4 separate regions of the Homo sapiens genome follow, and regions 2, 3 and 4 are each linked to region 1. The links are chromatin loops, found by intact Hi-C in ENCODE. Cell type or tissue: mammary epithelial cell. All regions are shown on one strand. Links, peaks and the distances in the headings refer to the core of each region. The heading gives the core; the rest is flanking DNA.

The links. A loop is a pair of places that touch in the nucleus more often than their neighbours do. Peaks named below come from ENCODE experiments on the same cell type or tissue, not always from the same donor. Only the 100,000 strongest peaks of a DNase experiment are listed, where the experiment ranks them.
Region 2: a loop joins it to region 1, with 3 times the contacts of the local background. A loop is called at or near these places in 2 of 110 quality-filtered maps.
Region 3: a loop joins it to region 1, with 4 times the contacts of the local background. A loop is called at or near these places in 6 of 110 quality-filtered maps.
Region 4: it touches region 1 in a loop (8-fold over the local background); 13 of 110 quality-filtered maps call a loop at or near these places.

The regions. Positions count from the first base shown.
Region 1 is chr2:208,030,687-208,038,245 of GRCh38, forward strand. It overlaps the pseudogene RPL9P14. Among named protein-coding and RNA genes, the nearest start is that of PLEKHM3, 8.9 kb to the left of the region's middle. RefSeq lists an enhancer at 3,505-3,564. In mammary epithelial cell, for the core only: a CTCF peak has its summit at 3,614 (motif pointing left); a DNase peak (open chromatin) is centred at 3,655; H3K27ac peaks cover 537 bases.
Region 2 is chr2:207,500,551-207,508,109 of GRCh38, forward strand. No RefSeq gene overlaps it. Among named protein-coding and RNA genes, the nearest start is that of CREB1, 26 kb to the right of the region's middle. RefSeq lists an enhancer at 2,989-3,048. In mammary epithelial cell, for the core only: a CTCF peak has its summit at 4,238; DNase peaks (open chromatin) are centred at 4,331, 4,871 and 5,401; H3K27ac peaks cover 3,470 bases.
Region 3 is chr2:207,848,585-207,856,143 of GRCh38, forward strand. All of the region lies in intron 7 of PLEKHM3 (pleckstrin homology domain containing M3), which reads right to left. Among named protein-coding and RNA genes, the nearest start is that of FZD5, 82 kb to the left of the region's middle. RefSeq lists an enhancer at 589-1,088. In mammary epithelial cell, for the core only: no CTCF peak of the experiment used is centred there; no DNase peak of the experiment used is centred there.
Region 4 is chr2:207,970,338-207,977,896 of GRCh38, forward strand. It overlaps PLEKHM3 (pleckstrin homology domain containing M3), which reads right to left. Exons shown (of 8, transcript NM_001080475.3): 3 at 6,314-7,249. Among named protein-coding and RNA genes, the nearest start is that of PLEKHM3, 51 kb to the right of the region's middle. RefSeq lists a silencer at 1-122 and an enhancer at 188-721. In mammary epithelial cell, for the core only: a CTCF peak has its summit at 3,056 (motif pointing left); no DNase peak of the experiment used is centred there.

The DNA.
Region 1 (7,559 bases), core at 1,477-6,476:
TCCTACTTCCTTTGGGAACTTCCCCTACCTGTAAGACACAGGGTAAGTATGTGATCAATGCTAAGCCAGTTCTACTATTCACAGTACCCTAGTCTCTTGGCTATAGCAGTTGAGCCAGGGTGGGCATGTGACCCACCCAATCAGAGTCCTTCCCTGGAATTTTTATCTCTGAAGCTGTGGAAGGAGCCTTGCCTATTGGGATACAGGACTGGAAGGATGTGAATTGGAGGCCCCTGATGGCCATCTTTCCCACCATGTGAGAATGCCTGTCTGCAGAACAAGGGAAGGAGGGTGACAGGAGAGAGGAGAGTAACACCAAGGGAGGGATGAAGATTTTGTGTGAGGGGAGTTGGAAGGTGTGGTGGGAGAGTAAGAGCAAATGACCTTGCTTGAGTCCCAGGATCTCCTCAGGCTTGGAGCTTAACCTCACCTCCTAGACCCTATAGTTCTATTATCAATTAATCCCATGTTATCTCAAGGGAGTTTGTGTTGGTTTCTGACATTTACAACTGCAAGTGTCTTGACTGACACTTCACCTTTCCAGACTTATCTCCCACATACCCCTTTCTTCCCATTTTATAGTTCAGACACCTATTTTTTCCCAAAATCAAAGGTCTTTTATTGCATCATTTAAATATCACAAATAGGTCTTAGGAGTCTTCCAGCATCTTGTTTCTGTAGCTGGACAACTCTTAGATCTTCAGCCTGCTGAACTGTTCCTTTTTCAGAGACATAGGTACCATCCAAAATTTTTCTGATATCCTTGTTTTTAACTGTTGTGGCTTGCTGAATCGAAGCAGCTGAATTTGAAACAAGCTGAATGTTGTTTCCTTCAAGGATTAATTCATCTTTCTGGGCTTGAGATACCAAACAAGCAACACCTGACCTCCTCCAAACCCTGGGGATGTATTTTTCACCGAAGAAATTTCAGATTTCAATAAGAGACCCATTCTCCTGGATAACAACGTTGACGGGGAAGTGAGCAGACACAGACCTCATCTTGTAACAGAAGCCCAGTGTAACATCCTTGATCATGTTCTGTGTGTGACTATAAATAGTCTGAACGGTAGCCAGTTCCTTTTTGTTACCTCACTATTTGTCAACCCGGAGCCTCTTTCTTCCTAAGAAGGCTGAGTTCTACATTGATGTGACTGAAGTCCCTCCACAGGCCTCCTCTGGGGCCCTTCACGATAACTGTGCGTCCCTTCAGAGTGATGTCGACATTTTCTGGAATGTCAACAGTCTGGTTGCTGAGAATGGTCTTCATTCTTGCAGTAGATGTGGCAACAACAACAAGAAAGCCTGTTTTTTTTTTTTTAACCCACTCCTGGAAACTCTTCTTTTCCAACTTTAGGTTCCCCATTTTTAATTAATTAATTGATTTTTTTCCCAGCTTTATTGAGGTTAATTGACAAATACAAAATTTCCCCCATCATATCCCCTTCAGCATCCCTGGCAGGGCAGGCACCCTATCTTGTTCATCTTTGCATTTTCCTCCACAAGTATTATGGTACTTAGAAAATGATCTCAAAAAATGTTAAACATCATATGAGGAAGTGCCATTACTATATACTTTCATTAAGTATTTTCCTTTTAGCCTTCATTTACTAAAGTAATGCTCAAACCAGGATTCAAAAAAACAATGCTGTCTTCCAAGAAACAAAACAAAAACCTCATCAAAAGTGTTTTAAACTTAATCAGAACATTTTTAGTGCTATTTATAGCTTAAAATTTGCAAGCCAAGTATACCTCACCCATCTCCCAAAATAAGCCCAAGTAAAAATGATTAGGATATTTATTAAGACCAACATAGTGTAATTACTGTTCTTTGTCTCTTTAGGTAAATTAAAAGCATAGGGGATGTCAAATATTGAAGTCACAAATAGAGTTATTCCTTGAAAGTATAAATGAACCTGCTGTTCAGCTGGAAGGCACCCACAAGGACATACCTGCTGTTAAAATATTGAAACAGTTCCATATGGGTTGGTAACTAGCTTCAGTCTCTAAGCACTCTAAGTATCTTAAGGTCTCTTTACAAGAAACCTCCCACATCCTAAGATCCAGCACACAAAAGATTAATATCTGACCCTATTTTGCTGAAATGGTGGGTATTTCAGCCCATCTTTCATTAATGTAAGAGCAAAATGGCCCTGCTCTTACATTAGGGCCAAGATTCTTTTTTTTGGGTGGGGGGGAACGGAGTCTCACTCCGTTGCCCAGGCTGGATGCAGTGGCGCAATCTCGGCTCACTGCAACCTCCACCTCCTGGGTTCAAGCGATTCTCCTGCCTCAGCCTCCCAAATAGCTGGGATTAAAGGTGCATACCACCACACCCAGCTCATTTTTGTATTTTTAGTAGAGACGGGGTTTCACTGTGTTGGCCAGGCTGGTCTTGAACTCCTGACCTCAGGGGATCCACCTGCCTCAGCCTCCCAAAGTGCTGGGATTACAGGCGTGAACCACTGTGCGTGGCCTAGGATTCTTTTTGATTAGTTGATGGCCAGGCCATATATGTCTTTAACTCTTTTGACTATCACTTCTACAAATAAGTTAACAGAAAAAAAGCGAAAAGCCATTAGCAAAGCTAACTATTCAATGATTTCCCACCCCACCACCAACTACCAAGGCTTTTTAAACTAGAAAGATCAAGAATAAGTGATAGAATTTACAGAAGACGTTAATAGAGCAATTTGAATGTGGTCATTCAACAAGCATTTACTGGCTGGGTGCAGTGGCTCATGCCTGTAATCCCAGCACTTTGGGAGACTGAGGTGGGCAGATCACGAGGTCAAGAGATCGAGATCATCCTGGCCAACATAGTGGAACCCCATCTCTACTAAAAATACAAAAATTAGCTGGGCGTGGTGGCGCGCACCTGTAGTCCCAGCTGCTCAGGAGGCTGAGGCAGAAGAATCACTTAAACCTGGGAGGCAGGGGTTGCAGTGAGCTGAGATCATGCCACTGCACTCCAGCCTGGCAACAGAGTGAGACTCCATCTGGAAAACAAAACAAAACAAAACAGAAAAAACAAGCATTTACTAAGGAATTCACTGTCCTCTAGGTATGAGGTTCATTGACTCTTGGTGGCTTGTATAATGGTCAGTACTATCCAGAGGCCTCCATTAACAGCTTAAAGATGAGTGAAACTGCCTTTGTGGTTTCAATTATGACAGTAAAAGAAATCTGACATAGTTGACTCCATCCTGCTTCTGACCTTCAAACTATCTTTGGTCATTTCTGGCCATAGGCCAAGATAACCTTGGGAGGGATTTTGTTTATAGTTTAACTTGAAAGCAAGCATGATAATAGTCCCTCCCTAAAACTAGCCCCCTCCTTGCTCAGGGACAGAAACCCGCCTTTGTAAGACTAATGAAAGACCACAGAATAGGATTATGGAAGGGGCTTGAACTCTGGTAAAATGTAGATGTAGTTTCTATAATCCTTTACTGCCAGGAGTAATGTGGCCAGGAGGCCACAAGATCTGTGACTTCCCCACTTGCTCCTATAGATAACACCACTGTTGTAGAAACGAATACTGGGTTTGTAGTTGTTTCAGACTGACCTCACCTGGATTTGTGACTCATAACTCAACTGGTCATATGGCCCCACCTAGAGGCGCACTGAGTGCACCAGGAGCTTTTTCCACACGTTGATGATTTCATCCCCAACCAATCAGCAGCATCCATTCCCTAGCCTCCTGTCCACTAAATTGTCCATAAAAACCTTAGTCTTCCAGCCTTTGGGGAGATTGATTGGAGTGATAACTCCAGTTCCTCTGCATGAGTCAGCCTCATGTCAATTAAACTCTTTCCCTACTGCAATGCCACAGTCTTAGTATATTGATTTTATCTGTGCAGTGGGCAGGAAGAAGCCATTGGGTGATTACAAGAGAATCGTCCAGAAAGTTAAAATATTATAAAAGAAAAACTGTCTCAGTCTTGATGTGGCTTCAGCATAGTTTTTATGTAGAACCAAGAACAGTGGTGTGCTGGTAAACTGACTCTGAAAAAGTAAAAGTTCTGATTTGTTAGAGTTTGCCGATTTTCACAATATAAAAATCCCTACCATGCCTAATTTCAAGCTCTGGATGTATCATCACAGAACACAGAATTGGAAATGCACATATTAAAGCCTTAAGAATCAGTAGAAGCTGGCTCCAGCACACCACTGACCCAGATGGCCAGGATTTTATATTCCCACATCCCTTAGTCATTGGATATGGGCCACTCTAGGGCAAGGTGGCTCTATGAACTTGAGACAGTCCCTAAGAAGAATGGCCACTGATGGTAATCTGCTGACAGCACTCCCGGAAGCTGGAGCAACAAGTCCTTTTTTGATGGGGGATCTGGGCAGTACATCACAGAGTCCACCGTACTTGTTATGGGAAACCAGTCATCTGCCTACTCAACTGTCAATCTAGTCACTTTTCACCTAAAAATGTTTTTCAACCTGGAACATATACTCTGAGACCTTTCACTTTTAGATGGTAGAGCTAATAGATACAAATTTGGAAAGATTTCCAGCAGTCCCAAACAGTAAACATCCAGGGAGGGATGAAGGCAAAGGAACGTCCAGAAGTCCAGAAAATCAGATGGAGCTGCTCAGATAGGCTTCTATAAAGAGGGAGGGTTTGAGCTTGACCTAAAGGATAAGTAGAGGTAGAAAAGCAGAGGAGATTGAATAGAAGCAGCATTGCACTGTGGTTAGAATCTTGTCTCTACCGCTTTTTAATTTTCAGGGATTGCACAAACTACTTTACTTCTCTGTGCCTCAGTTTATCCATAGGTAAAATGGGGATGATGATGACATAATAATAGTAATAATATTATCTACCTCAAAGTGTTGTTGAAATGAGTTAATTCACATTGAGATTTTTTTTTTTTTTTTTTTTTTTTGAGACCGGGTCTCGTTCTGTAACCCAGGTTGGAGTGCAGTGGCGTGATCTCGGCTTACTGCAACCTCCGCCTCCCAGGTTTAAGTGATTCTCCTGCCTCAGCCTCCTGAGTAGCTGGGATTACAGGCACCCACCACCATGCCCGGCTAATTTTTTGTATTTTTAGTAGAGATGGAGTTTCACCATGTTGGCCAGGCTGGTCTCGAATTTGTGACCTCAAGTGATCCGCCCACCTCAGCCTCCCAAAGTGTTGGGACTACAGGTGAGAGCCACCGCAACCAGCCCATATTGAGAGTTAATAACAGTGCTTAGTAATATTTGGCCTCTGACAAACAATCTGTTATTTCATGCAGCAAAATGGAGATATCATATTGCAGAGTAGTGCAAAAAATAAAAATAACAAAAAAGAATATACTGAACTTTAATCAGAAATGATGACCTATTTTCCCTTCTTACAAAATGTCCTACCAAGAGTGAATCTTTGGGTTGAACTTCCCTGGTAGCAGGGCATGGTGGCTCACACCTGTAATCCCAGCACTTAGGATGGCAGAGGCAGGAGGATAGCTTGAGTCTCAGAGTTTGAGATCTACCTGGGAAACATAGTGAGACCCCATTCTCCACAAAAAAATAAAAAAGGAAAAACAAAACAAACAAAAAAACCAAGTTGAACTGCCCTGGCAGCCAGAGTATAACAAAACTTTGACGTGTGCTCAAAACTAAACTGCCAGGAAAAATTCAAAGAGCGAAGTTTCACCTTGCCAGAACAGGTCCTTAATGGCAGGCACACCCCTGATAGTTACAAGGATTGGGGGAAGAAAACAAATGGGTGCCCTCAGATTCCCAGCCTAGGCCCTGTCCTGCACCACAAGGACCCACATGTGTATGCATACACCTCAGCGGCCATGTCCTAACTTCACCGACTGCTTCCCCAGATGAAGTCACTCCTCAGGCCTATGACGACATACTGACAGCTGGGTCAGCTCCCAGGATGACAAACCCTGGGAAAAAGGCCCATGCAGCCCGGAGGCAGGCTCTCAACTTTCAGGGCAGGGAATTCTGAAGCCCCATGTACCTGATCTAGAAGGAGGGGCCTCCAGGTTGCTACCTTCTAGGCCAAAGAGGCCAGAGGGGAGCCAGAGAACAGCTGATTGCCCAGGACTGATGGCAGTGCATGGAGGGTCTACTGGGGATCAACCCTTTTAATGCAATATTTTATCTTTTATATATGTGGGATTTTGATAAGGTACTTATGTCATAAGAGAGGCTTTGTTATACTAGAAAAAGCACTGGATTGAGAATCAGGACATTTGTGACTGGGTACGGTGGCTCATGCCTATAATCTCAACACTTTGGGAGGCCAAGCTAGGAGGATTGCTGAGGCCAGGAGTTCAAGACTGGCCTAGGCAATATAGCAAGACCCCATCTCTTTTTTTTTTTTTTTTTTTTTTTTGAGACCAAGTCTCACTCTGTTGTCCAGGCTGGAGTGCAGTGGTGTGATCTCTGCTCATTGCAACTTCCGCCTCCCGAATTCAAGTGATTCTCCTGCCTCAGCCTCTGGAGTAGATGGGATTACAGGCATATGCCACCAAGCCCAACTAATTTTTTGTATTTTTAGGAGAGACAGGGTTTCACCATGTTGGCCAGGTTGGTCTCGAGCTCCTGACCTCAAGTGATCCACCTGCCTCGGCCTCCCAAAGTGCTGGGATTACAGGCATGAACCACCCCGCCTGGCCCAGCAAGACCCCCATCTCTAAATAAAACATAAATAAATAAAAGAATCAGGACATCTGAATTAGAATCCTAGCCACAAAGTGTAGGATTAGGAATTATATTTACTACTCTTCACAATACCAAGCACAATGATGGTCTATAGGAAGATCTAATGAGCAATTTATATTTGTAATGTTGAAGACAATCAGGATTCAGAATTATACTTGGGTTTCAACAGTGATTTTTAAGGATTTGTTGTTATTTTGTTTTTTTGTTTTTCAGATAAAGGAATACTAGACATCAAAATGTTTATTAGGTGATGGACATATAGTCATCCTTCCAGTTTAAGATCTAAGAGCAATACTCAAACAGAAATCAAATAAATGTCTATGACAATTAAGGCAAACATACTCATTTGTCTACAAGCAAAGAGCATTTTGGAAAGAACACTCCCTTGTTCAAATTTTGGTGAACTGGTTGTGGAGACAAAAGTGACTCCATCTTGGATGCTAATCTGCCATGTTGACTTCTGATTAACCCCAGTCTGGGGAATGCCTCTAAGATTTCTATTTTTATCTATGTATACTGTCTGTAAATCCTGTTCTTAGGCCAAGACACCCTTGATGTTATCAAATCCTGCCCTTAGGCTATGACACACATAGCATTCTTCCCTTTTCCTGAGAGGTGGACTTCAATTGTCCTTATACATTCCTTCTAAAGCACATATACCCTTTCTCTGTGGTATATATCTGGGAGAAAACTGTGGAAATCTACCTGTCTGGCAGCTGCCCAAGACCATCCTTTTGTCCATAAGTTCCCCAGTAAATAACCCTCTACTGACAAACTGGATTTGTCTGCCTTGTTCTTTGGTTTCTTGGTTCCTTCTGCATTTGGGGGTTGGTTTGCGTATATGGCCCTTTCATGAAGCACACATCATGTCTTTTGTTTTTTTATT
Region 2 (7,559 bases), core at 1,629-6,628, 530 kb before region 1:
TATAGTCCCAGCAACTAGGGAGGCCAAGACAGGAAGATCACTTGATCCAGGAAGCTGAGGCTGCAGTGAACTGTGATTGCATCACTGCACTCCAGCCTGAACAACAGAGCGAGACCCTGTCTCAGAAAACAAAACAAAAAAAGAAAAAAAGAAAGACATTGTCAAGTGAGGACATGGTGTTTAGAGCTGCCTTATCCATGTGGCAACCAGGGGGCAAGACCTAGAGAGCTTCAGAGAAGCTGACCCAGAATGCAGGCACAACTGAGCCACATAATGACCAACTACCTCTAGATATCTTGTTCTGTGAAAAGAATAAGCCCCTATTGTTTAAGTCACTCTTAATTGGGTTTTCTGTTACTTGCAGCAAAGGTACTTTTTTTTTTTCTTTGAGATGGAGTTTCACTCTTGTTGCCCAGGCTGGAGTGCAATGGCACGATCTCAGCTTACCACAACCTTCGCGCCCTGGATTCAAGCAATTCTCCTGCCTCAGCCTCCTGAGTATCTGGGATTACAGGCATGTGCCACCACGTCCAGCTAATTTTTTATATTTTTAGTAGAGATGGGGTTTCACCATGTTAGCCAGGATGGTCTCGATCTCCCGACCTCAGGTGATCTGCCGCCCGCCTCGGCCTCCCAAAGTGCTGGGATTACAGGCATGAGCCACTGCACCCAGCCCATGATACATGAGGCCAATTGAAGACCTCCTTGGGAATATTTTATGTAGAAAAGAAGGCAGAGGAACAAGCTCTCCGTATGGGGAAGCCTGAGGGTGTCAGCTAGGCAGCTCCTGGTGACCACAGTTCTAGCTTGTGGACAGTGCTGATCTGACAGAAGCAGAGAAAAAAAGAGAGAGAGAGTCCTGTGATTTAAATTCTTCTGGCAGTGAATTCCTCTTTTTGCCTAAGATATTTCACACAGCATTTCTATCACTTGCAAACAAGAGTCCTGCCTAATTTAAGTAAGAGCCATTCTTGTTTTGTTTTGTTTTGTTTTAAAAAAAAAAGTGGGGAAAAAAGTGGGTGCATGAGTGTGAATGTGTCTTCATCTAAGCATAGAAAAAATCGGAATGGATACACTTAACAGTTGACAGTAGTTATTTCTGGGGAGAGTCAGAATAGAGGGGAGTAAGGAGGACATATGTATCATTTGTACTTTGTAAACTTCTCAATGTTTAAACTTGTTATAATGAGCTTGTATCATTTTGCAATTTTAAAAGTCTAAAAACTACAGAAACTCTGAGATAATAAATGTGTGTTATTTGATGCTGTTAAGTTTGAGGTATACAGCAACGGAAAATACACATAGGGAATCACTGAAAACTTGACAACCACTGCTTGCAAACCACCCAACAAACCTCAGATAGACAACCACAGGTCCCAATGCCCACATAAAACCAGTAACAATTTGCTGAGTGAAGGACTGATGCTGGGAAGTTGTATCCAACTGGCCTGTGACCACGGCCCCACGTGCACAGATAATTTCCCCTAAAATCCAACCCAAGTAAGCCTATGACGTAAATTTAAAAACAAAACCTAAACCAGCAATCTTGCTCTGCAACTGCAGCTTCAAAACAAGCTTATCCACTTGCCCCTTTCCAACCCAATACATTTCTAGAGAGAAAAATCTAGAGTTGCCACAGGTCAATGAGTCTGTATAAAAAGCCTAAATGCTAAAGGAAGCAGGAAATATGGGGTACCATTCTACGCACACAAGCTGATGGGATGGAACCAGGACCAGAGAGAATGGGGTTATGGGAAATGGATACAGAGGCTGGCTCAGCCATGAGCCACTTGGTAGATAGGTCAAAGCACATAATCATAAGGACATGACAATCTCAGGGTGGAGATGACGTTGGCAAGTGGAGTGCAAACAGCTAAAAGGAAAGCAGGTGACAGTTCTGAGTGGTGCTAGCAGAACCCGAAATGAAAGGTGGAGTGTGCCAGGAACAGCAAGAGAGGGGACTGGCAAAATCCTGTGTGGGGCTAGAGAATTGGGAGGCAGCATCCATTTACAGGGAAGACCCAGATTCTGGGCAGGGATACTGAGGCAAAAATTCAGGCTTATGAATAGTAAAAGCTACATGGCATACTTACTACATGTCTACATGCCAAGTGCTTTAAACTATATTTCACTGAATTCTGCCAAAAACCCCATGAGGAGGGAACTTTTATCATCTCCATTTTTCAGATGAAGAAACTAAGGCAGACAGAATATATGTGTTTTGCTCACAGTCACATAGCTCATATATCAGTCAGCTCCAGATGCCATAACAGAATACACAGACCGGGTGGCTTAAACAACAGAAATAGATTTTCTTGACATTCTGGAGGTTCAAAATCTAAGATCGAGGTGCTGGCAGGGTTAGTTCCTGGCGAGGCCTCTATTCTCAGCTTGCAGATGGCCACCTTCTTCTATGTCCTCACATGGCCTCTTCTCTGTGCACTCGTGGAAAGAGATCACTGGTTTCTCTTCCTCTTCTTACAAAAACACCAGCCCTGTCAGATTAGGGTCCCACCCTTAGGAACCCCATTTAACTGTAATTACCTCCTTAAAGGCCCTATCTTTAAATATAGTCATATTGTGGGCTGAGGCTTCAACAACACATGAATTTGAGGAAGACACAGTCCAGTTCATAATAGCTCATAAGGAGCAAACATAGACAGTGTGACTCCAGAGCCTGATGCTTTTCGTGTGTGTTAATACATATTTTATCAAGGTATAATTTAAATATTATAGCTCACTTAGTTTTGAATAAATGCTTATGTCCATGGGACCCACATGTCTATCAAGAACGATACAGTTCTCTCAGCCACCACACCCTACCAGACCTCGTGATGACAGAAGGTGCTGCCACTGGTAGATTTCACAGCAGGCAGTAGTCATCCCTAGAACTGTGGACACAAGGTCCACCCCCAGCCAAGACTCGATTCTGAGCTCCCTCCCTCCCATGCACACACTGCATGGGGCTTCCTGCCTGGGCCAGTCCTCACGCTCTGCTGCTGTTCTCTGGGTCCCAGGAGACTGACCACTGCAAGCTGTATTTCCCAGGATATTTTTCCTCCTCCCTCTCTGCCTTGGGCAGTATCTCAGCATCTCTTCTCTGGCTCCAGCTCCCAACAGATGACCCTAGTGCCTCCTCTTCGGTTTAAAAAAAAAAAAATACGACCTCCTCCCTGTTGACCTCCAGTTTAGAAGTGGTACTGGTTTTCTGCTATCACAATTCTTTGGATTATCTCACCATCCATTGTTTGGCTTCTCAGCTCTTTTGTCTCCTGTATAACCAGTTCCCTGCATATTCCCTCTGTTTCAAATGCTCAGCAGGGTTTCTCTTTTCTGGATTATACTTTTCTGGTATACTGACATATTCCCTATTTGTCATAACTGGCTCAGTAACTGGGATGAGTCTAGATATATAGATGGAGCCCAGGCACAGAGGCTGAAAGCTAGAGGACTCATAAGCAGAGGTTTCTCCAAGAGAATACCAGGAATTGTATTACATTTGTTCTCCACTTATTGACAACTTATTGGTCCATCTTGTTATCAAATTTGCACTTGTTTGATTTATTCACTGTCTATGGCTCACCTATTTTTCAGGTAGACCTCTAACTGACATCAAGACAAAACATGCCTTTATCACCAGCTTCTTCAGCTGTTGTCATAACTGTAAGCTACTATTGGATTCGTCACACTGCAAATACCTCATGTTCTCACTTATAAGTGGAAGCTAAATGATGAGAACACACGGACACACAGAGGGGAATAACACACACTGGGGCCTATTGGAGGGTGGAGGGTGGGAGGAGGGAGAGGATCAGGAAAAATACCTAATAGGATTAATACCTGGGTGATGAAATGAGACAAGTTTACTTGTGTAACAAACCTGCAGCTTACCTACGTAACCTATTACCCCTGAACTTAAAAGTTTAAAAAAAAATGTGCTTGCTAATATGAAATGGTTGGGGAGAAAAGAGGGACTAAGGAAGACAGGATGGGACACTAACACCGAGGAGCCTTCAACAGCCTGTGGATATTCCTGGGGATCCTATCAGCCAGCTGGGGGTGGAGGAGGAGCCACAGGCAGAGCCTTTCAAGAGGCAAATGCCCGTCCAGCTCTGGCCCCAGTTTTCCTTACGGCAGCCTCTGCTTAACTATAAAATCTATACTGAGTAGATTACCATGACTACCGCAGAAAGACCTCCACCTCTAGTTTGGCTGCAAAACTAAGTCTTTTCTTCCAAGAGCCTTTGGCTTTAGGAGGGAGCACCAGGAGGCAGACTGCAGCCACTGGCTCACTGCCCTACATGCCAGGGCCTTCTGCAGAACCGCAATAGTTACAAGTCAAGCTTCCTTTCCTCAGCCCATACCACCAAAGCAATGGGCTGTTGGCGTGCCCTGACAGCAGGAGGAGAAGCCCCACTGTCAGGGGGTAAAAAGAAACGACACAGTTCCCACTTCTTCACTCTACGTGATAAATCACTTCAGCTGGGAGAACTGTCATGAAACGACCTGGCAGCTAATGAGAGAAATGGAACCCAAAAAAAGAAAGAAAGGAAGAAAGAATCCTGTTAGTCACAGAGCTTTTCATCTGAACCGCAGAACAGGCTCGTGCTTTTTGCTTTCTGTGGGAATAATAAAATCACAGTCCTGTAACTATATTAGCTCCTCAAACAAAAGTAACTCCCTAGAATAAAATTATGAGGGGTTTCTGAGTTGGATTTAGTTTTCACTGGGTAAAGGCATAAATTAAAAGGAGGAACCGGGTACCCTTAAGAAAGTCAATGAAGTAACTAAGCTTGCTATTCAAACCAGGAAAACACAGGCTGTGAGGCAGCTTCACTCTGCAGTCTATTCAACACCTGGCGAACAAAACAACACTGACTCTGCCCAAGCCGGGATTTTCCCACAGTGGACCAGCAATTTCAGAGGCCCCTAGAATGCCAGGACTGTGTCTTAGACCTTGGAAAATAGGATGAAAAGGACAGGCTCAAAGGGATATTTAGTTCCAAAGGAAAATCACAAAAGCTAAAAGTTATTATAAGAGAAAGGCCCTAAAGCACATTACTGGAGATAAAATTTTAAGGGTAAATAAATACCCTTTGTGGAAAAGTGTTTAGGAAAAAACACAAAGAGAGCATGAATACCATATTATAGGTACAATATGTTCTATCCAAAATAAAAAGTAGGTTCAGAATCACATCAGCCTAATCATGCCTCCTAAGCAGCAGGCTATGTGAGGTAGAGAAATGTGGGCTCAGTACCTCTATCCCACATTCTTCATCCTCCCCTGCTCCACCACACCCACCTCCTGCCTTTCAGAACCGCCTTCCTCCAAAGACACCCAGGAACCTCAGAAAGAATGCTTCTCTAAATTATTCATACCACAGTGCTACTTCCTGTCCTTTCCTTCCAAGAAATATTTGCTATGTTAAAACCCAGTGAAAGTGAGCAATGCTTGAAACAAATAGTGAATCACTCCTGGTAATATTTCAGGCACTGGTAAAAATTTCATTGGATGGGGGAGGGAAAGAGGAGTCTCTTTCTCATACTCTAAATTATACCACATATAAAAACAGACTATAAACATGACCTCTTTTATGTGGAAATTCACATTGCATAGGTAGAACATTATTTTTTTAAATGCTGACTTTCAAAAGTTGACATCAACTTTCAATCAAAATACTCATGTATTTAAAGAAGACCAGCAGAAAAATATTTATGAACTTATTTTCAACTTGTCCCCATTTTTGAACTTTTTTATCAGTGAAGAAATGGAAACATTTTTTCAATAACCAACAAACCTTTCTAAAACCCTGTTTGATCTTGCCACACTTCTATTAGTAAACCAAAATATTTTGGAAGTGTTTTATCCAAATTACACTTTGGTCCTGATAGGGATAAAATCCAATAAATGATAGGTCTATGTCCACATGACAATTATATGAGGTTCCTACTGTAATACTGGCATTCTCATTTCTGACTGTGGCAGTCTGTTGCAGAGATAGCTATAATAATCCCTCCCCACTGCATGCTCTTTTTTGCTGTGACTTTGCCACTCCTCCCATCAATAGATGAAGTCTGCTTCCTCTCCTCTTGAATCTGGGCTGGTTTCATTATTTGTTTCGACCAAGAGATTCTAGCAGAAAGGACTCAGTTTAATTGCTAGGCTTAGGCTTTCTAAAGAAGCTTTAGAACCTCTATCTTGCCCCCTTGGAGCTCCAAGCCTCCATGTAAGAAAGTCCAGGGTATACTGCTGTACTGCTAGAGAGTCACCTAGAAGAACACCGAGGTGCCCCAGTTGACAGCCAGTTCCAGACATGTGAGGAAGGCCATATTGGATCCTTCTATCCAGTCAAGGCCAGCCACCACATGAAGAGCAGAGGCCAGACTTCTCCACTGAGTCCTGCTCAAATTGCAGATCCACAGAATCATAAGCAAATGACTGCTTTAAGCTACTTTGTTTGAGGTGGTTTGTTACATAGCAGTAAGATAACGAAAACACAGACCTTATACAAAAATGACTAAATTGTGTAAAGCTACCCAGAACAGACATCTCAAAGACCAGATACCTGATCTAAGAAAGCACAGTCTGTCTCGCCGGGCATGGTGGCTCATGCCTGTACTCCCAGCATGAGCTCCACTGAGTCCTGCTCAAATTGCAGATCCACAGTCATAAGCAAATGACTGTTTTAAGCTACTTTGCTTTGAGGTGGTTTGTTACATAGCAGTAAGATAACGAAAACAGACCTTATACAAAACTGACTAAATTGCATAAAGCTACCCAGAACAGACATCTCAAAGACCAGATACCTGATCTAAGAAAGCACAGTCTGTCTTGCCGTGCGCGGTGGCTCATGTCTGTACTCCCGGCACTTTGGGAAGCCGAGGCGGTGGATCACGAGGTCACCAGTTCGAGACCAGCCTGGCCAACATGGTGAAACCCCATCTCTACTTAAAAAAAATAATAATAATACAAAAATTAGCCGAGTATGGTGGCGGGTGCCTGTAATCCCAGCTACTCGAGAGGCTGAGACATGACAGTCGCTTGAACCCAGGGGACGGAGGTTGCAATGAGCCAAGATTGCACCACTGCACTCCAGCCTGGGCAGCAAGAGTGAAACTCCATCTAAAAAATAAAAAAAGAAAAAAAAAGAAAGCATAGTCTGTCTCAGTACAAAAAATGTAAATGATCAAAGTCCATATCATGGTCCAAATCAGAGAGTGTTCCCTCAATATCCATGCTTGCTTTTTTTTTTTTTTCCTTTCTTTCATTTTTTTTTTAACAGGGTCTTACTCTGTCACCTGAGGGTCTTACTCTGTCACTGGAGTGTGGCAGTGCAATCAAGCCTTACTGCAGCCTCAGCCTCCTGAGCTCAGGTGATCTTCCTGCCTCAGCCTCCTGAGTAGCTGGGACCACAGACGCATGATAATTTTTTAAAATTATTATTTGTAGAGATGGGGGTCTTGCTATGTTGCCTAGGCTGGTCTCAAACTCCTGGGCTCAAGTCATCCTCCTACCTCAGCCTCCCAAAGTGCCGGGATTACAGGTGTGAGCCACTGTA
Region 3 (7,559 bases), core at 1,765-6,764, 180 kb before region 1:
AGCAGGTTCCTTCTTTTTAAACAAGCCTTTATATGGTTTGAGTACAATTAGGCATTTGAAGCTTCATGTGTACATGAGGCTTAAAGAAGGGAAGAAAGTGCCAAGGCAAAGAACAAAGTCCATGCCCCAACAAGTTTAGGTCCTCAGGAGCAGGGTGGTATGGATTGCAGTGAAACGCAAAATGACAAAGACCAATTCAAAACGTTGAGCGTGTTGGGAGGAGTCTCCATGTTCTTCAGGACAAGCTGGACATTTCTGAAGTCCGGCCAGATGGATGAAAGCAATGGGGCTTGGACTAAGTTTCATGGGAGGCTGCCTTTTTTGGTAAGATTACCTGACAAAATAGATTTTAAAAATGAAAAAGCGGATAAACCCTGTTAGAAGCTCATCTGCTATGCACTTTTCCATGAGGCTGATGTTTGTTCTCAAGACTGATGTAGAAAATATTCTTTAAATGTGTGCAGACTGGCTGGGCGTGGTGGCTCATGCCTGTAATCTTGGCACTTTTGGAGGCCGAGGCGGGCGGATCACTGGAGGCCAGGAGTTCGAGACCAGCCTGGCCAACATGGCGAAACCCCATCTGTACTAAAAATACAAAAACTAGCCGGGCATGGTGGTGCACACTTGTAATCCCAGCTACTCAGGGGGCTAAAGCTGGAGAATCGCTTGAACCCGGGAGGTGGAGGTTGCAGTGAGCCGAGATCCTGCCACTGCACTCCAGCCTGGGCCACAGAGCGAGACTGTCTCAAAAAAAAAAAGTGTACAGACTAGATGTAGTAGCAGAGTATGCTAACTCAAGTGGTAAGCAGGTAAGATTTTGGTGTTAATAAGTTCAATGCCCTGTGTGCCACCATTATTTCTTAGAAGAGGGGATGGAGTGGTCAACTACTTGTGCACAAAGAAAAACTGGCAAGCAATGTCCAGCCTACACCTCTGAATTCCAGTGCTTTAAAAAACAACCCTTTTTAGAAGAGTAACCACAGAGCTGCCGATGCCCTACTAACAAAGGAAGAACACCTCCTCTGATGCCTTCCCTGGTGTTAGTGAATGTTGCTGACCAGGGCAGGCTTATGCTGTCATCAGTGAAACACCTTAAATGGTATGTCAATTGCTTCAACCTTATATAGAAAGCTTTAGTGTTACCTCAGACTTGTGTTATGCTCCTCTATCTTTGGAGGTGTTTTATATTCCCTTAACTAATTAGTTTATTTAAAAAATGTTGTCAGTGTTCTTATGAATGCATATATACTTAGGCAAGCTTAAACCAAACAGTAAGTATTTATGTAACGCTTAGTCCATTTCGTGTTGGTAAAACAGAATACCTGAGACAGGGAAACATTTTTTTAAAAGTTTATTTGGCTCCTGATTCTGGAGGCTGGGAGGTCTAGGAAACATGGCACTGGCATCTGCTCAGCTTTTGGTGATGCCTCGAGCTGCGTCACAAATGGCAGGGAAGTGGAAGGGGAAGCAAGCATGTGGAAAAGGACCAAACACAGGAGGCAACTCGCTTTCTAGCAACCCCCTATCACCAAACTAACCCAATCCCTCCAGAACTCATCCATTCCTGTCAGAAGGAGATTAATCCATTTTAACGACCTCATCACCTCTTAAAGGCACCACCTCCCTACACCTCTACGCTGGGGACCAAGCTTCAGCAAGATTTTCTGGGGACACACCATATTCAAACCATAGCAAATGCCTACCAGATGGAGGATACCAACACCAGTTTTCAGTAGAATCTTCTCATAGAATACTCACATTTAAATACAGTGCCAAGTGGCATAAAGGTCACAAAGTCTTTAAGTACAATGTTCTTCATAGTGAAAAACCTAGGAGGATGACTTACATGTCACATGAAAAACTCACGAAAGCCAAATGGACAGGACAGAAATGATGGAACTGATTTATCACAGTTGGTTTATTTTCTAAGTCCCATGTTAAAAATGCATGCTGAGGGTTTTTAAGATGAAGTGTTTATGTACTTGTAATCTCGAAGCATTTCAAGGTTCAGAAATAGCATCTCTGCAGAAATGTAGAAAGCAGGATTGTCTCCTTAGCAGCATTAGGAAAGGGATCTTAATAACGAGAGAAGATTAGGGATGTGTAAAAATGTCAGAAAGAAAGCTGCATAGGAGGCAATTTAAGGATTAAAAAAAAATCTAAGTCCTGGGTCATTTTGTGGATTTATGTGACTTTTTTGCTTTTATATTCATTGTTTTCCCTTAAATCATAGAGCAGTGTCAGCCTAATCTTCTGATTTGTAATTCTTAAAAGTTAGAGCCCTTCCTGGCCAGGCACAGTGGCTCACGCCTGTAATCCCAGCACTTTGGGAGGCCAAGGCGGGTGGACCACGAGGTCACAAGATTGAGACCAGCCTGACCAACACGATGAAACCCCATCTCTACTAAAAATACAAAAATTAGCTGGGCGTCGTGGCACGCACCTGTAATCCCAGCTACTAGGGAGGCTGAGGCAGGATAATTGTTTGAACCTGGGAAGCGGAGGTTGCAGTGAGCCGACATCGCGCCACTGCACTCCAGCCTGGTGACGGAGAGAGAGACTCCGTCTCAAAAAAAAAAAAAAAAAAAAAGGTTAGAGCCCTTCCTTCTTATTCTCAATCAAGGAGGGCATGTTTCGTCATTTCTGTTTTTTTAGGATGTGGAATTTTATCATTGTTTTGTCAAAATGTTTATCTCTCCCAAGGCTGTGCTTTCCTTGTAGTCCTCTAGGAGGATAAATCCTGGATTAGGCTTTAGCAAAGCAGTTTTATAATTCAGGATATTCTTATTGTATTTAAAAATCTTGCAATCTGGGCTTTACGGTTTTTCTATTTAGGTTAAAGAGAGGTATGTATTTAATTTGTGTTTGAGGCTGGGTGCAGTGGCTCACGCCTGTAATCCCAGCACTCTGGGAGGCCGAGGCGGGGGAGGATCACCTGAGGTTAGGAGTTTGACACCAGCCTGGCCAACATGATGAAACCCAGTCTCTACTAAAAACACAAAAAAACTAGTGGGGCATGGTGGTGGGTGCCTGTAATCCCAGATACACCGGAGGCTGAGACAGGAGAATCGCTTGAACCCAGGAGGCAGAGGTTGCAGTGAGCTGAGGTCGCGCCATTGCACCCCAGCCTGGCCAACAAGAGTGAAACTCCATCTCAAAAAAAAAAAAAAAAAAAAAAAAGGTGTTTGAGAAGAAAGAATATCTCAGGGTAAAACTGTCAGCATTATCTTCTGAATGGAGGGGAGGTTGCTTTGGTGCAACAAACAGGGGTTTGCCTATGGAAGTCTAATTTAGGCACATCCTCAGCTTCACAGGTACCCCTTGCTGAACCTGACCCGCCAAGGGATGCACAGGAGGTGGAAGCTCTGTTGTTGTCTCCACAACAGTACTTTGGCCATTTTACAGAAGAAAGGCATATCTTTCCCCCAAACCAATCTAGTCATGGCTTATTGCTCCGAGTGTAAAGACTCCCAAGGCAGCAAATAAAATGACATTTCAAAATAGCAGTTTTGGAGAAGACTTAATGACAGAGGTACACAATTTTTTCAAATTGATTTTAGGGGGTATATGGCAAAATGTTTTGAAGACTACAGGTGCAGAAGTAGCAGTAAGATATAATGGAAAAAACATGGATTTTGGAGTCAGATGTATTTGGATTCAGGTTTTGGCCTTATCTCTAGGGCCACGTTAATTGCCTTCTCTGAACCTAGGTTTCTTCATTATTAAAATGGAAGTTACACTATTTCCTCAGAGGACTGGCAGAAAAATTAGATAAGATATGTAAGTTGCTGGCACTAGTACTAATAAATGTTAGTGCCATTCCCTTTCAATCCCAGCACCTTCTCTATATCTGTCAGAGGTGGGATCCTAAAAATTAATACTAGGGGTATATTTTCAAATTACATAGTCATGAAACTTCCTCCTGCATAATGATTAATTTAATGAGGAAAAGAAAGCCTGAAGGAGTTGATGAATGTTTGCTATATAGTCATAATCAAATGAAAACGTTAAAACTGAGTATATTCTAGTACTGAAGAACATAAATCAGTGACTCAAGTTCAACACAGAGTTCCCTCATACAGAGGGAACAACAGACACTGGGTACTCAAAAGAGGGGAGGGAGGCAGGGAAAGGCTGAAAAACTTCCTTTGGGTACCCTGTTCACTATATAGGTGATGGGATCAATGAAAACCCAAACCTCAGCATCAGGCCACATATCCTTGTAATAAATCTGCATATGGGTCTCCGAATCTAAAATTTAAAAAGAAAAAAAGAAAAAAAAAACCCCAAACCTAAAAAACACAGAGCTCCCTAATACTTTTAGAAACTGTGGAACTTCTTTCTCACTCAACATGCACATCACTTCTGTGGATGATGGAGCCCTTCTGGGAGCTCCAGGTCCACCCCGCTACTGTGCTCCTCCCACGCTTTCATAGAACTGCCTACTGGCCTGTCTGTCCCTAATAAACTCAACTATTTGTGAGCAAGTAGCATGCTGTGTTCACTGTTGTCTCCAGAACCTAGCCCAATGCACACACATGGTATGCTCAATAGATTATTTATTAGGGTCAGGATCATGTTTGTAATCCTAGCACTTTGGGAGGCCAAGGCGGGTGGATCACCAGGAGTTCAAGACCAGCCTGACCAACATGGTGAAACCCCGTCTCTACTAAAAATACAAAATTAGCCGAGTGTCTTGGCACATGCTTGTAATCCCAGCTACTTGGGAGGCTGAGGCAGGAGAATCGCTTGAACCTGGGAGGCAGAGGTTGCAGTGAGCTGAGATCACGCCATTGCACTCCAGCCTGGGCAACAAGAGTGAAACTTCGTCTCAAAAAAAAAAAAAAATCATTTATTAAAAGTACAGGGCCCGGTGTGGTGGCTCACACCTATAATCCCAGCACTTTGGGAGGCTGAGGTGGGTGGATCACCAAAGGTTAGGAGTTCCAGACCAGCCTGGCCAACATGGTGAAACTCTGTCTCTACTAAAAATACAAAAATTAGCCAGGTGTGGTGGCGGGTGCCTGTAATCCCAGCTACTCAGGAGGCTGAGGCAGGAGAATCACTTGAACCCAGGAGGTGGAGGTTGCAGTGAGCCGAGATCATGCCACTGCACTCCAGCCTTGGCGACCTAGCAAGTCGCCAAACAAACAAACAAACAAGTACAAATTGTTCTCATGCTTGCTATTATTATTATTTTTTTTTTGACAAAGTCTTACTCTGTTGCCCAGGCTGGAGTGCAGTGGCACGATCTTGGTTCACTGCAGCCTCCGCCTGCTGAGTTTGAGCGATTCTCATGGCTCAGCCTTCTGAGTAGCTGGGATTACAGGTGTGTGCCACCATGCCCAGCTAATTTTTGTATTTTTATTAGAGACGGGGTTTCACCATGTTGGCCAGGTTGGTCTCAAACTCCTGACCTCAAGTGATCCAAGTGATCCTGCCTAGGCCTCCCGAAGTGCTGGGATTACAGGCATGAGCCACCACGCCCAGCCCTGAATTTTTTTTTTAACTGAACTGTAATTATGCTATTCAAGTGATACTTGGACCTGAAAGGATATTAGGTATATTTCTGAGGACATAAAAATGCCAAATTTAGCAGAATGGTCAAGGGTATGTGGTAACAAATTCACTAAATACCTTATTTCTAAAATTTTTACATACAGGTTTTATTTCAAACATATGCAAAAGTAGAGAGAATATATAACAAATCCCTGTGTACCTATCACCTAGCTGCCACAATTATTAATACATGGAAATTTCTTTCATCTGTATCATCCCCCTACCCCATCATCAGATTATCCTGAAGCAAATCCCAGACATTGTATTACTTAATCCATAAAGATTTCAGTTACACTGAGATTTTAAACTTTACTTTACTATTCAAATTTATTTTTATTTATCACATTTATTTATTTAAAACATTTTTATAGACATGTTTTGAATCAGCAACTCTGTATTTCTGACTAAAATTTTCCTTTAATAAATTTTTTATTAGTGTTTCTCTTTGCCTTTTCACAGGGTTGTATAAACCACTCTTGGTGTTTAACTGGAAACTGAACACCAAGAGAAAGCTCAACAGGTTTCTGAAAAGTGTTAACCTGGAATTCCAGGAAAGCTGGTCAATATTCCTTCTGACTCAGACATTTGTACAAGCTTAGAGAACTGCATCTGATCAAGGAAGAAGGAGGATTCTCCACAGTTTTTACTACTGAGTAAAGACCCCTATGAACTCAGAGATATGCTAATGTGGTTATTTTGGTGAGAATCCAGCATCTTAACTATGACCACAGCTACCTTAGAGGAGTGATTCTTTTTTCTGGGGTGATTCATAATCATATGGAGTCCTTGAAGATACAGATTCTGGAGTTTTAAAAGCCAAGTCTCACAAAAGATTCTGATATACAGTCAGAGGGCAGCACTCTGCCCCAGTCAAGGCACAAGTCCAGGAACGGAGGGCTTTAAAAATGTATGCAAAACCCAGTGCCTAGATCTCAGTTTCTAATGTTATTCTTTAACAAAAGAAACCAAGGCTCCCTGGACACATGTCTGTTCCTAGGATTAGGGCAGGAAATAAGTAAGACGATCCTGGTGCATCTGGTAGTGCTGGAAAGTAAGGAAATGCTGAAAACCAAACCAAACCAAACCAAAAACAACTCCCCCCAGCAAAAATCCCATAATGGGTGGGGTATGTCAAGGGAACAAAGGAGCCTACTGAGAGCTTGAATGGCCAAAGCTGGGACAGTCTGAACAATAAAATATAGTACTGGGCTGTAACCCAAAGTACAAATGAACTATGCACAAGTCCATACTGATATAAATAAACAACTAAAAAAAATAAGTGAGGAAGAGACAGATCTCCCATGTGGAAGGATTCTAAATAACTGTATCCATACTTGGCTCCCAAGAGGGTGGAACATAGCTCCCCACTCCTTAAGTGTGGGCTACACATAGTGACTTCCTTCCAAAAGGAACAGCATGGAAAGAGGGGGAGGAAGAGGAATTTCATGGTGGAGCAACCTGACACAAACACTACAGTGATGTCATGTTGATCGTATGTTCCCTTGATATGATGTGATGAAAATGGCACTACCTCTATGGCCTTCCTCCCCAAACCCATAAAACCGACTCCACACATAAGAAAAACATCAGGCCTATCCAACAGAGATATTCTATAAAATACTGACCAGTACTTCTCAAAACTGTCAAGGTCATCAAAAACAAGGTCTGAGAAACTGTCACACCCAAGAGGAGCCTAGGGAGGTGTGACAACTAAATATAATATGGTATCCGGGAACAGAAGAAGGATATTAGGTGAAAACTAAGGAAATCTGAAAAAACTGTGGACTTTAGTTACTAATAATATATCAATATTGGTTCATTAATTGTAACAAATGTACTATACTAACGTAAAATATTAATAGGGGAAACTGAGTGTGTGGTATATGGGAACTCTGTACTATTTCTGTGATTTCTCTGTTAATCTAAAATTGTTCCAGTAAGGTTTATAAAAATTGTTCATCTTTGATCTTAGAGTCAACTGTTCAGTTGAACAATTTTTA
Region 4 (7,559 bases), core at 780-5,779, 61 kb before region 1:
CCCAGGTCCTAACAACATACTTCTTTATCAGAGGTTCATTGTCAATCAATTAGCCCAGGCAGCAGGGGTCTGTGATGGTGGGGGGCACCCAGGGAAACAATGGACAGCCCTGTTGTATTACTATTTAATCACTTTTGCTAAATAAATAGAGCAGCCCCGAGGTGCTGTCATGTCAAGGGAATTTATAACAAAAAAAACTTCATTTTTCATTGGTCATTACTTTTTTCCCTCCAGGACAAGAGAGGGTTATTACTGTAGCCTTAAGTTCCATCTTTGTGTTTCTTGCCTTTGATTCCCACTCAGACCCTGCCACTTTCTGGCACTAATTTGTCAGGCTGAACAAAGAGGGGATTTGTACCTCCTGTAAGGTCTCAATTAGGAATGGCTTCTGCTGTATTATGTGCCATTCAGAGAAGACACAATGCCGGTAATTACAGGAATTTGCACTAAATGGCTGAAGAATTCACAGCAAAACTTCTCCCCACCACCTCTTGGGTTTACCCCTCCCAAGGGTTGGAGGGAAAAAAAGAAAAGCAAAAAAGCTCTTAATGCCAGAGAGATGTAATTACCAACAGCAGTCCCAAGAGGTTAAACAGCAGCCAAGGAGTAAAACCATAAAATCTGACACAGTGAAAATGGTGTAGGGGATCCCCCAGGCTCACTGTTTTTCTTGCTGTCTTTGCTGTTAACATGTTCAAATTCAGTTCAGAATTGGGAACACTGCCCTACAGTGGGCCATCCAATTTCATCTCCAGATTACAAAACAGTCATACAAGGAACACTTCCAAAGGTGAGCTTTGCATCTCTTGTCACACTCAGAAACAAGTCCTTGGGCCCTTTTATTATAGTACTCAATTGCAAGGTTTCTTGATTGCTAGGAAATTATAGGAAAAATATCTGTGTGTGCTAGTGCCAAGAAAACTATGTATCTATTAAGTGCAAATAGGTAGGTACAAATGTCAAATTCCTAAAGAAAACAGAGCTGCTTAGATAGGAGGAATAAGTTCTAGTGTTCAATAGCACTATAGGATGACTATAGTTAACAATAATACGTAGTTTCAAATACCTAGAAGGGAGATACTGAATGTTCCCAACACAAAGAAATGATAAATGTTTGAGATAATGGATATGCTAATTACCCTGATCTGATCACTATACATATGTATTGCAATATCACTATGTACCCCATAAAGATGTATATTGTGTCAATTAAAACTTTTTTTAACTAAAAAAAAAAAAAGAGCTATTGCCTTAATCTAATTTATATGGCATTTTGTGAATAACCTAATATAGAATCACATACAGGTACACACTTCATAAATATTTTAATAAGCTGTATAGTCATTTGTTTTAGCATTAATACTATAGCACCACAGATTCCCCATTGCCAAACACAATTTTAAACCTCAACCAGTAATTTCACCGAAGAAGCATGCCTCATTTGCTGCTACAGGTGTCCCCGAAAAGCTGTACCACCAAATTAACTGTTCCTACATACCATTCCCATCATGTGCTTCTCTGCTCAAGAACCTTCTGTGACTTCAGGGTCAAACATAAAATGTAATCTGAACTGTCTTTACTTTTATAGGTCAAAAATGACTGAAAAATCTGCAATTTCACATAGTTCTACCTGGCACCATCTCTGAGAGTTCTCTAACCCAATGCATGGGCGTCACATCTGTAGCAATTGTCACAGCTGCCTTTTGACATTCACTGATGTGATTATTTGATTCATGTCTTCCCTAGTGGACTGCAAATTTCATGAAGGCAAGGACCATGTCTGCTTTCCTCCAGCACTGACCCATCTAGGTGCATCCAAGTTTCTGGGCACACAATAAATGACAGAATGAATGAAACAACTAAGTTTTCAAATTTCAAGAAGTAGAACTAGCAAGTGTAAGGGTCCTAGAGGTAGGCATGATAATAGTAGGTTCCAGGAACAGCAAGAAGACCACTATAAGGCTGGGCACAGTGGCTTACGCCTGTCATCCCAGCACTTTGGGAGGCCGGGGGGCGGGGGGGCGGTGGATCATGAGGTCAGGAGTTCGAGACCAGCTTGACCAACATGGCAAAACCCCGTCTCTACTAAAAATACAAAAATTAGCCGGGCCTGGTGGCACACGCCTGTAATCCCAGCTACAAGGAAGGATGAGGCAAGAGAATCACTTGAACCCAGGAGGCGGAGGTTGCAGTGAGCCGAGATCATAACACTGCACTCCAGCCTGGGCAACAGGGCGAGACTCCGTCTCAAAAAAAAAAAAAAAAAAAGAAGACCACTATGGCTGGGGCTTCCTAAGCTCAGTGCAACCCTGGAGCTGCAGAAGAAGCCACGGAACAGTCACACATAATCAGATACAACTATCAAAAATCAAGTACACATTTAAGAAATATACCGTTATGTATCAGCATATATTTTTAAAACCATAACCTCAGGCATTTTTGCATAACCATGGTCCATTTTTTTCTGCAGGGCTGTTTAAATTTTAAAGAAGGATATAGAAAATTCTTCACTTACAGAAATAATTTAATGAAATAAGGCCAATTGCACTATTTTGTAGATTTAAAAGCCAACATTTGTGGCTCCCCTGAATAGCAAGTAAATGACATCATAACAAAGAGCTACTCCATACAATCTTCCACTTCTAAAGTTTATTCATCCAAACTATTTAAAGGGGGAAGAACTAAGTAGACATAAAAACTTATAAAGGGGCACACTAAAACCATGAAATACAGTGAATTAGCCTCTCCTTAAAATAATACGTAAAGCCAAAACTCATCAAAAACAATGTGCTGAAGTTTTTGGCATTTTGGAAGATCAACATGCTATGCCACCAGCTTTTTCACTGAAGGTGTGTTTTTATGAGGATGCAAAGTTAGAAGACATAGGTACAAAAGGAAGAAGCAGCTGGTTTAGATTAACTGTGTTTGTGAGAAACACAGATCAATTTTTAACGTTCCATCTGCTATAATAATCTCTGATATAATGAACAGTCTCCCAGGTAATTTAAAAAACATTCAGAAGTTTGCTTAACAGGTTTTGGCCTTTTTCTTTTGAGACTCTGCCCCCTACAGGAGATCAGGAAATAAAGTATTCTTACCTAGAAAACCAGAGTTCAGCCTGGCACAGGCGGTGGCTTACGCCTGTAATCCCAGCACTTTGGGAGGCTGAGGCAAGCGGATCACCTGAGGTCGGGAGTTTGAGACCAGCCTGACCAACATGGAGAAACCCTCATCTCTACTAAAAGTACAAAATTAGCCAGGCGTGGTGGCGCATGCCTGTAATCCCAGCTACTCAGGAGGCTGAGGCAGGAGAATCACTTGAACCCAGGAGGCGGAGGTTGCAGTGAGCCGAGATCATGCCATTGCACTCCAACCTGGGCAACGAGAGCGAAACTCCATCTCAAAAAAAAAGAAAAAAAAGAAAGAAAACCAGAGTTCAAGTGCTGGTATGAAAAACAACCTGGTAAACCACAAGTATCACAAAGCAACTGAATGCAGCACTTTCTGAGGGAAGAAAGGGCATATAAATGGAACAGCTTTTCTTTCTTTTCTTTTTTTTTGGAATGTGCCACACTATACAAAATAAGACTGACTTCTCCCTGTCCCAAATTAGAAACCTGTCTCTCTCTGCCCCGTTCGTTAAAACTCCGAACCAAAGCACAAAGTTAAAAGTCAAGCAGTGCAAATAAATTTTAGACTGCCTTCCTCCCCTGATTCCGTACTACTACCCTTACCCAACCTATCCTCCACAAGCCAAATTTCGTGAGCACAAAATTTAGACAGCAAAGGGAAGCATCCTATCATATGGAACCTAACTAAGGCAGCTGCCAGAAATTTCTATTCCTGCCCATTATATTATAATAATACGTTTCCTGTTCTTTTCTACTCAGCTTCCTTCTCCTTCTTTTGCTCACTTTTCTTTTTTTCCTGATTTCATTTCTCCAGCTGCCGGATGCGAATGAGCTTGCTGAATGGCACCTTCTTACCTACATTTCTCCTTCCTCTTGAGTGTCAGGAATGCTACGAATGCAGTGCAGAGCATGGGCAGTGCACACTCCATCAGAAGGCACACTTCTGAGAGGGAGGTGAATTAGGCAATACCTCTTGTGAAATACCTGAGGCTTTTCTTCCCTCTTTTACTAGAAAGTTTCTTGATTCAGCTACTCCAATCTCCACATCTTGAGAACTAAGCTGAGCTGTTCTTCCTTACTCCAATAACACAACAGATTTGCTGACCACGTCTGTAATCTAAAGCCACGGAAGTGTACCATAATTCCAGGATGTCCAGAGTAAGCACTTAGTAAATTATTATTGAATGTCTGAACTTAAAAATATATGTACTAGTATAAGACACTGAAATGTCAGTAATTTCTATTTTTTTAAAAAACTGCTAAAACTAGTATCTCATCATTTCAAAACCATTTTCCAAAAGTATCTGGGTGACTTAACACAGGTCTTTCATACCTACAGATACATATATATAAACTAGTAGAGCTTCTTTTTTTTTTTTTTGAGATGGAGTCTCACTCTGTCAACCAGGCTGGAGTGCAGTGGTGCAATCTCAGCTCACTGAAACCTCCGCCTCCCAGGTTCAAGCGATTCTCCTGCTCAGCCTCCCGAGTAGCTGGGATTACAGGCGCCCACCACCACACCCGGCTAATTTTGTATTTTTAGTAGAGACGGGGTTTCACCATATTGGCCAGGCTGGTCTCGAACTCCTGACCTTGTGATCCGCCCGCCTCGGCCTCCCAAAGTGCTGGGATTACAGGTGTGAGCCACCGCGCCCAGTCTAGTAGAGCTTCTTAACTGGCTCAGTGTTTCTGGTCTCTCTGATCCCACTCTGCAAGTTTCTGGTCCACAATCACTGAGGCCCTTGAGTCAAAGCAAGGATGATTCACTCAGTCCTCACTCTGGGTAATTTATTTTCCATAGAAAAGACTAGCATCATAACTAACCTAAGTTCAAAACGTGGGTTTTCAATGGCCACCTTTATTTGGCTTTTTTCAATGCAGGAGCAAGGACAAAATTTTAAATGTGGTTTTGGCTGGTGGTGAGCTTCTTGATGATTTTTAAACAACATGTTAAACCTAATAGACTTGAATTAAAACCTTCCAAATCAGATTTCCATTTAAAGCCATTCTCATGGTAAATTTAATGTCACAAACTGTGGGGTTTAATGGAAGGAAAATAATTTTATTTAGTTTATAACAGATATCTAGATCGGGTTCAGTGAGGTTTTAAAAGCTTTTTTTTTTTTTTTTTTTTTTTTTTGAGATGGAGTGTCGCTCTGTCGCCCAGGCTGGAGTACAGTGGTGCAGTCTCAATCTTGGCTCACTGCAACCTCTGCCTCCTGGGTTCAAGTGATTCTCCTGCCTCAGCCTCCTGAGTAGCTGGGATTACAAGCACCCACCACCAAGCCTGACGAATTTTTGCACTTTTAGTAGAGATGGGGTTTCACTATGTTGGCCAGGCTGGTCTTGAACTCCTGACCTCAAGTAATCCACCTGCCTTGGCCTCCCGAAGTGCTGGGATTTCAGGTGTGAGCCACTGCACCTGGCACAATTTTTTTTTTTTTTTTTGGTAATTTTACTGTTTCAGGAAAGGTGGAAAGAATGGGGAGTAGAGGAAAGATGAAGTAACAAGCTTTTACAAAATAAGATTGTTGACCTCAAACTCCACTTTGCATCTCATCCTTACATAGCAGTTCCAGAAGGCCTGGGCTTCCCCATGATGGGCATAAGCCCATAGTGACTCAGTGGTCATCTGCTGAATCATCATTTACTCCGCTTTTAGCCACCCCCACATTTTCTGTCAAGACTGATTTTCTAGATTTCACCTTAAGACGATTTGACAAGGTCAAGATCAATGACAGTTACTGACTGTGGCCATTTTCCTTGCCTAAGGAGTTTTAGTAGTCAGCTTTGGACTTGAATGTTTCTTATGAGACAATTTGTGACATCCATATTCACAGTGACCTTTATTCAAGAAAGCAGAGGGAATGGAATCACAGCCGACTCAGGAAACCTAAATTCTAGTCTGGTTAAGCTTTAGCCAAATCATTTTGATTCAACAGGATATATCATAGCTGCTTCTATTTACTTCAACAGCATGGGATAAAGATGGTTGTCCTTATGTTTTAATATAGTAATTTAATATAGGATGTTTTAATACAGTAAGCTTCTCGAGGAGAGATACTTTTTATAAACAGGAGATAGCTGTGACTAGCCTATTAAGGGGATTTTTAAAGTGAATTCCAATTGTGGGGTTCAGGATTGTTCTTTAATGAGCTATAGGCTGAAAATCTGCTTCATACCTGCACATTTGAAACTCTGAGCAGTGAGTCCTCGTTCCAAAGACAAAGTCGTCAAAATGCTCAGGAAGCTGGTAGTCACAGATTGGCGTTTGTTCTTCCTGAGTTCATGCCCACCCATTTGATCCTTGGGTTTGTTCCTCAGTGTGACTTGCAGGTTTTGCTCTGAACTCCTCGCCACATTGGCAGCTATCTTCAGAGCCTCCATCCATTCCTGAGCCCTCTGTCGGGTCTCAGCTCGGAGGCGAAGGACATCCTGGGGGAAAATGACTTGAAAGCAAGAGTCGCAGCCATCCAGGTTGTCCATCTGGACAGCCAGACACACGTCCACGTTGTAGCTCAACAGTGGATCCTCGTCTAGCTTGCCAGGCTGAAAAGCCATAAGGTAAGCCCTGCTCAGCACAAATGTAAATGCCTTCCAGTTGTTTTGGACAGTCAGCCTGTAGAGAGTCCCTGATTTGAGGATGTTTTGGTACTGTTTGGAGCTGTCCAGGACAGGGGACGGTGGCAGCAGCCCACTGGTTTTCTTCTGGAAACTATGATTCTGTGTATAGTCATCATGATGGCCAAGCCCTGGTGAGATTGTCAGCTCATTCTGCCGCCCCATGTAACCGGGCACAGCAGCATGCACTACTTCCCAAAGCTTCTGTCCCCAGTCCAAAGCCTCCCATGGTGACTCTGCCTTTAGCTGTAGCTGAGTGTTGTCATACAAAACAGTATCCACCATCCTGGCCTCCAGGTTGCCTAAAACAGATATGCTCTGGAAGTGTGAAAGCTGGTACGTGGCATAAAGGTTTTGATTCCCACTGCTGTCGAGGCTGTAGAAGTATAAGTTGTAAGGTGAAAGTTCTGCATAACAGCTTTGCCAGTAACTGTCATGGTCCTTTCTAATCTCCAGGTAACCCTTCTTTAGAATGTTTGGGAATGTCTGCTTGTGTTCTAGAAAGGAAAAGAGAGGCAAAGTATTGATTAGAATTAGTTATAAGAAGGCAGGCACAAGAAACCACACAGATCAGGGCACAAGAAACCACACAGATCAGGGACTGACAGTCTTCTGGTTCAAATTAAACAAAATAAAAGTAGTAGAATCCCACGATGGTACCTAACTGGCAAGAAATAGCCGGGGAAATCTCGAGTCTAAAAACTGTAACTAGGAGGCTGGGTGCGGTGGCACACACTTCTAATCCCAGCATTTTGGGAGGCCAAGGTGGGAGGGATTGCTTGAGCCCAGGAGTTCAAGACCAACCTA